Regions from separate parts of the Mus musculus genome. Here regions 2 and 3 are each linked to region 1. The links are chromatin loops, found by intact Hi-C in ENCODE. Cell type or tissue: left cerebral cortex. All regions are shown on one strand.

Region 1 (2,500 bases):
GTTTTACAACACACGCTCTCTGTGCCAACAGACTGTTAGGCCCAGGAGTAGAAATACTTTTGGTGATCACCTCAACACATTCAGAGGATAAGAAAAAATACTGGAAGCACTGTGTCACCCTAAACTTTCAGAATCATGAATCAAATTAGGTTCACTTCCACTTTGTCTAGTGCTGTGACCTTTCTTACAACGATGAATCTCTGTATAATCCTTAGCTTCTCCATTAGCATTGGCTTCTAAGCTGTACTAATTCTAACTGGTAGAAAGTATATCTATCCTGCAAACACCAGTGATTTACATTATAGACAAACAACACTTGGCAGTTAAGTTCTATAGTGGGTGTAATAGTGCCAATTCTTTACCTTCATAACATTAGATAGGACTTGTGTCAAGCTACATCAAAATCACATATGATGGAATGTCGGACTAGGTTGTCTCCATGGTTCTTAGCCTCAAATAGCCTACATAATGCTATTATGTTATTATGGGATGAGGGCTTATTCTTTGCCTTGTTCTGTAAAATAATCCTGTTTTGGCACACCAGAAAAAAAAACTGCAAGTTACACATTAAAAAGAGATAATAAATATCAGTACAATTATATTCATGTATATATTTGTGTAAATTTGTGTATCACTGAGGAAAGCAAGGAGACAGAGAAATCAATGGGGGAAAGGTCATGGGAAGTCTTTATCTCCTAAACAGAGATCATCCATTTTTTTTTTCCAGAGACCATCATTTCCTCATCTAAACTCTGTGAGGGAAAATAAATTATGACTGGTCCCTCGAAACTCATAACCTTTACAATCTGTTTTTATTTGCAGAGAGCAGCCCCACGTGCTTCAATTTAGTCTTCCTTTCCTCTCTTTTAATTAAAATAGTACTGTTTTCCCCTGAGCTCTTAAAATCAGCAGTTACTCAGCATAATTCACTACATGGCTATTTATGATAGAAGTGATGTTCATTCCGAATCTCATAGTGAAGTGAGAAGGTGACAAATAATCACACCTTAATCAGCTGGGGCTTAGATAAATGCAGGAATATTGATAGCATTTACGGTTTTCACAACAGCATGCAGTGTGACAGCAAAACACTTGGAAATATAAGCAGTGGATGTTAATTAATGATAAATCACAACAGAACTCCCTTAACTTTACATGGTGCCCATGTAAAATCTCTAATAACTTACAATTCTTGATGTGATTCCCCCAGCATGTCACATGGAGTGTAGTCATTTGTAGCTCAGTTTGATTTGCAGCATAAGAGTTATTTCAGAAGCACAAGACAATTTTGGCAATGTGCGCTCCTTATGGCTATTACAACAGTATTCTTTGTACCCGGCATTTCAAGCTCTTCTAGAGTCAAGTTAGAGACTCAAGTATGTAACTGATAACTAATTGTATGGTGAATAAACATTGCCACACAGGAAATACACAAATACATTCTTTCCGGGAAATAGTAAGTACAAAGTAGTTTCTTAATTGCTAGTTCATAGCTTCCTGGTCTCAGATGTCATGATTTTGAGTTCTTAATGCTCTAATATTAGACTAATTGCATCCTTGAAATCTAATTGTTCCATTCCAGCACTGACAGCCACAGTGTTCTGTCAAATGCTTCCTGGGGAGTTTCAAGAAGGAAGGGACAAGAAGAGACTTTTAATAGCGAACTCAAAAGTTTGAGGATACTGAACCCTACTTGCAGAATTTCTTAAAGCCGTTAAATTTCAAGAGAAGATGTAGCGTGCAGCATGTTAATGATACCTCCTGTGCTTAAAGCCCTTCCACTCAGTGTTATGTTAGATAAATGACTCACAAAATGCTAATTGGATTCTACTGGCCTCTCTACCCAACCACTAATTTATGCCCTCAAATTAGCTCTTGTTAATCTACGTGTACATATCAGCTGCAAAACTATGAGATACAAATAAACAGAAAATGAGGCATAGTTTTTCCAGAGCCATCTTTTCATTTCCCTGCCCACATTTTCCACATACAGGAATTGGAGTCAGAGAATGAGGGGCCAGTGATCTCAGCTGAAATGAAGGGCTTCATTTGCCTCTTTCTATGCAAACCCAGCCTGTGATGCCAGATACAAATTTCTTCCTGTTGAAAATATCACAGGAGCAGCTGCTCCTCCGCTATTTTGAGTGGATTTTCTGAGAACAGCTTGTAGCTCAATATTGTATATGGTGGATGGTTTGCAAAAGTCTGGCTGTAGGTGGGGAGTACGTAAAAACCTAACAACCAGTGTGAGTTTCAGTATCTGACAGGCAGAGCACAGCGGGTGGGAAATGGGCATTGCTCTGTAGTGCTTAGACTGTAAAAGCACAACTACACTAGTGGCAAATGTGTTTACCACTTTTATTCATCTAACTCAAGTTTAATACTTCTAATCTGCTAGAGTAATTTTAAGTGGCAAAAAAACAGAACTTAGTGTTAAAGAAAACTGAAAGAATCCCAAAAAGAGAAAGAAGAGAAAAATAGCTTTAACTGTAAGTGGAAG
Region 2 (2,500 bases), 120 kb before region 1:
ACACATTCTTTTCTCCTTATAAAATGCTCAATTTCAAGTGGATCAAGGACCTCCACATAAAACCAGATACATTGAATCTAATAGAAGGGAAACGGGGGAAGAGCCTGGAATACTCATGGAAGAACTTCCTGAACAGAATGCCAATGACTTGTGCTTCAAGAGCAACAATCGACAAATGGGACCTTATAAAATTGAAATGTTTTTGTAAAGCAAAGGACACTGAAAATAGGACAAAAGGCCAACCCATAGATTGGAAATATGTATATATTTATTAACCCTAAATCAGATTAAGGGCTAATATGGAACATATACAAAGAACTCAAGAAAGTAGACCCCAGAGTAACATATAGAGCAAAATATAGAATTCTAAACTGAGAAATCTTAAATGATTGAATGAGAAGCACTTAAAGGAATGTTCAATATTCTTAATCTTCAGGGAAATGCAAATCAAATTGACCCTGAGATCCCACCTCACTCCAATAGAAATGGCTAACATCATAAACACAGGTGACAGCAGAGGTTGACAAGGATGTGTAGAAAGAGAAACAGTCTGCCATTGCTGGTGGGACTGCAAGCTGGTAAAACCGATTTGGAAATCAATATGGCAGTTCTTGAGATAATTGGAAATAATATTACCTGAGGACCCAGCTATACTACTCCTGAGCATATACCCAAAAGCTGCTCCAATACATAACAAGGACACATGCTCCTCTATGTTCATAGCAGCCTTATTTATGATATACTGAAGCTGGAAACAACCAAACATCCCTCAGCAGCAGAATGGATGCAGAAAATGTGTTACATATACACAATGGAGAACTACATAGAGATTAAACACAAATCAGTCTAGAAGTTACTCAGAAAATTAGACATAGTACTACCTGAGGAACCTACTTTACTGCTCATGGAAATATACCAAAAAGATCCTCCAACATATACCAAGGATACATGCTATACTATCTTCATATCAGCCTTATTTATAATAACCAGAATCTGAAAAGAACCCAGATGTCCTTCAACAGAGAAATGGCTACAAAAAAAAAAAAAAAAAAAAAAAGAAAAAGAAAAACACCAAAACAAAACAACAACAACAACAACAAAATGTGGTGTATTTACACAATGGAGTGTTACTCAGCTATTAAAAACAATGACTTCATGAAATTCTTAGCCAAATGGATGGAACCAGAAAATATCATCCTGAGTGAGGTAACCCAATCACAATGGAACACATATGACATGTACTCGCTGGTAAGTGGATATTAGCCCCAAAGCTCAGAATTCCCAAGATACTATTCACAGACCACATGAAGCTCAAAGTGTGGATGATTCATTCCTTAAAAGGATGCACAAAGTATTCGTGGGAGGAAATATGTAGACAAAGTGTGAAGCAGAGACTGAAGGAAAGGCCATTCAGAAACTGCCCCACCTGTGGATCCATCCCATATATAGACACCAAACCTAGATACTATTGCAGATGCCACGAATTACTTGCTGAAAGCAGCCTGATATAACTGTCTTCTGAGGAGCTCTGTCAGAACCATACAAATACAGAGGCTTGTAGCTAACCATTAGATTGAGCACGGGCTCCTCAATGGAAGAGTTAGGTAAAGGAGTGAAGGAGCTGAAAGGGTCTGCCAGCCCATAGGAAGAAGTAGAATATCAACCAACCAGACCCATACCCTCCCCTCTAGAGCTCCTAAGGACTAAACCACCAACCAAAGAGTGCACATGGAGTGACCCACTGATTCAGCAGCATATGTAACAAAGAATGGACTTTTAGGGCATCAGTGTGCAGAGATGCCACTGGTCCTGTGGAGGCTAGATGCCCCAGGTTAAGGGAATGCCAGGACATGGAAGTACGAATGGACAGATGGGAGGGGGAACACCCACATAGTAGGAGGGGGCAGAGGGATGGGATGGGGGATTCTGGAGAGGAAACTTGGAAAGGGGATAACATTTGAAATGTAAATAAAGAAAATACCCAATAAAAGAAAAGAAAAATGTAAACAATGAGTACATGAATTTCACATGCAAATGGATGGAATGAGAAAATATCATCTTGAGTGAGATAACCAAGACACAAAAGAATACACATGGCATGTACTTACTAATAAGTGGATACTAGCCCAAAAGCTCACAATGCCCACAACCCACAGACCATATGAAGCATGGAAGTAAAGAAAACTAGGTTGTGGATGCTTCAGTTTTGCATTAGGGAGAAACAGGATAATTGTGGGAGGTGGAGGGACAGGGGATCCTGGGAGGGAGACAGGAGGGTAGGAATAAGGGTGGCAAAATCAGGGACTGGATGAGATGGGAGAGAGGTACAGAGGATAATTAAATCAAGCAATAATATGTCGCAGGGGGGATGAGGAGCAGGGGATAGCCACTTGAAGGTCCCAGACTCCAGGGAATGTGAGACTCCCAGGACCCAATTGGGATGGCTTTAGCTGAAATGCTCAGAGAAGGGGCAAATAGAACCTGTTGACTTCACCTCCAG
Region 3 (2,500 bases), 540 kb after region 1:
AAGGAGTTTAAACATTTAAATGCGGTTTTTAAACTGCATTTAAAGAATTAACCCATTTTGCCCCTCGCTGGTCTAAACCACGGGGTGCCAACCGGACTTTAATTGCTTTCTTCTGGTGTGGTTCCAGACAGCTCCTCAGAAGGAAGGAGCGCACATTCCTGGCACCAATTGGCTAATTCAATTTACTTCAACGGCATTAGCCTCTGTCAGAATATTCATGAGCGGGGAAACAAGACCCGCGGTACACGCAGGAGGCAGCCACTCGGGCTAGAAAACGCGCGAAGGAGGGGAAGAAGCGGACCGCGCGCTGGTCTTAAAGGACGGTGACCAGAAGAACCAGGCAGCTCTTTTCACCCTCCTGGCAGAGAGCTGAGGGCCGTGGGCATCAGCGGATTTGCTGCTCTTGTCATCAGCTCTCCACTGCCAGAGATCGAGCGGAGACTTTGGAAACATCCGAAGGCTGTAAAGCTGTGACACTTTTGACTTGGGGGGAAGGGGGTGGGGCGGGGGCACAGAGGCGAGCTGAGGCGAAGGGACTCGGCAGGACACCCGTTCGCCCAATGAGGAAGGCAGCGATATGAGCTGGACACCCGCCACTACGGAGTCTCCACGTCTCTGGAGAGTCGCCGGCTGTGCCAGGTAAAGCTGAGGGCTCCCGTCGGTCCCCATGCATCTGGCCCCAGGCACAAGAGGTCACTCTGGGGAAGCCAGGTGCACTGTGCACAGTCCAGCTCTGCTTAGCGCCTTCCCCTCAACTCTCCGCCGCCTAGGGGACCTCCCTGCCGACCTGGGTTCCACTTCCTGGGACTTTTCGGGGACAGGGTGCAGGAAGGGATGTACTCAGCTAGTGGCATGCTCTGTGTGTAAGAAAGCTGCTGCACAGCGGAATAGCCAGGCAGGTGGAGGGTGCTGTGCACTGGAATGTGCTCGCTGGATGATGGTGACATGGGGAGCGCGGGGTGCCAGAGCGCTTAACCTGGGCGCTTCGCTTCCCTTGAGGTCACCAGCATCTCCATACTGCCAAGGGAGAGGATGCCCGAGTCCCCAACGAGGTAGTTGTGCTCAGAGCTGAGGATCCTAGGCACCCAGTGACCGATCCTGGCTCTGGGATGAGAGGCGCCGCTGCAACAAAGCTCAGCGGTGGGAGGAGAATGTGGTGTGGTGGTGACTCTAGTCCCTGCCACCTGCCGGACATCACCAACTCCCCGGATTTCCTGTCTCACAGTCCTGGCAATCCCTGGGAAAGCTCTTAATGGAGCGCGGGTGGTTTGAGCTCTGCTTGTCCTGCTGGTGGTGTTTGGAAGAGCCCGGAGGTGATGGGGCGAGTAAAGGAGTCAGAGAAGGTGAAACATTCAGATCTACAAAGAAAATGCCTCCGCGATATCGCAAACTGTCCTTAGCACTAAGACAGAAGCTTTGCTGGCCTCCAAGCTGTGGCAGCTGAATATGGGAAGGGGGTGGGGGGGGGGGGAGGGTTACAGCTTTAAGGCAACGCCAGAGTCTTTTAGTGATTTCCTAGCTGAGCTTATGTACGGGAGGAGGAAGTGGGGCTGGAACCCTGGCACGCGAGAATAGAGGAGTTAAGCGCTGGGTAGATTCGTAGATTCGGAGTTTACTGTGAAATCAAAACAATTATTATTAACGTTGTTTTTACATGCTTGGACATCAGGAAGATTGGAGTTTGGGACTTTGATAATAGCAGGGAAATTGAGTCTGTAAGCGCTGTCCCTCACATAATGTAAGCGGACCTCCTCTGGTCTCTGATTTGCCTCCATCAAAGAAAACAAATGCCTCAGAATTGTAGTGTCAGGGACCTGGCAGAGGATTGTGAACTGTATCTAGCTGAGAACAGCACAAACAACAGAAAGTCTTAACAGTAATGCAAGGCACTGTTTCCCTATCCACAATCCGTCCTGTCTCTTCTCAAGGTGGAGGCAGAGCCACCCTGAACTCCATACTTGACCCAGCTTTTCCTTCTGCTGCCCCGGGTACTCACTTGCTTCCAGTTACAGAACCCCTACAGCCTTTTGAGCTTCCTAGTGTGAGCAACCTTCCCTTTAGTTTTAGGAGGAAGCCTCAAGGACACCTGAGGTTGGTTGCTACCCTCTTGGCTTAGCCCTTGATCAGATCTGTTCCAGGGCACAGGCTTGGCCCTGCTGAGGAAGCAGAAAACAAGGCAGGACTATGGAAGTCCTGGCAGTCACTGCGTGCAGGAGATGAGGTCAAACCTCTGTGCTGCCCACATCCTTTCCTGCCAAAGAAGAAAGAGAGACAAATAGTGTGCAAGTAGGACATAGATAAATGAAATCAAGCTCCTAGAGTCAGCTGGGCTGTGGCCACTGACTTTGGGGTGACCTTTACTGTGCTTCCGATTTCCCCTTTGCCAACGCACTGAGCAGTCTTTCTGATGGGACTCTACTCAGGAGATGGTCTAATTTTGTATTTTAGAAAGTGCTTTGAGCACACTGAGAAAGGACAGTCTATAAACTACGACATGTTA

What was found. Peaks named below come from ENCODE experiments on the same cell type or tissue, not always from the same donor. Only the 100,000 strongest peaks of a DNase experiment are listed, where the experiment ranks them.
Region 2: a loop joins it to region 1, with 2.1 times the contacts of the local background. A loop is called at or near these places in 2 of 42 quality-filtered maps.
Region 3: it touches region 1 in a loop (4-fold over the local background); 4 of 42 quality-filtered maps call a loop at or near these places.

Annotation. Positions count from the first base shown.
Region 1 is chr1:104,224,930-104,227,429 of GRCm38, forward strand. No RefSeq gene overlaps it. Among named protein-coding and RNA genes, the nearest start is that of Gm41924, 97 kb to the right of the region's middle. In left cerebral cortex, no CTCF peak of the experiment used is centred here; DNase peaks (open chromatin) are centred at 1,246 and 2,151; H3K27ac peaks cover 1,520 bases.
Region 2 is chr1:104,104,397-104,106,896 of GRCm38, forward strand. No RefSeq gene overlaps it. Among named protein-coding and RNA genes, the nearest start is that of Gm41924, 220 kb to the right of the region's middle. In left cerebral cortex, no CTCF peak of the experiment used is centred here; a DNase peak (open chromatin) is centred at 1,426.
Region 3 is chr1:104,768,260-104,770,759 of GRCm38, forward strand. Cdh20 (cadherin 20) reads left to right here and starts at 261. Exons shown (of 12, transcript NM_011800.5): 1 at 261-639. In left cerebral cortex, a CTCF peak has its summit at 1,221 (motif pointing left); DNase peaks (open chromatin) are centred at 277, 656, 873, 1,142 and 3 more places; H3K4me3 peaks cover 2,500 bases; H3K27ac peaks cover 2,500 bases.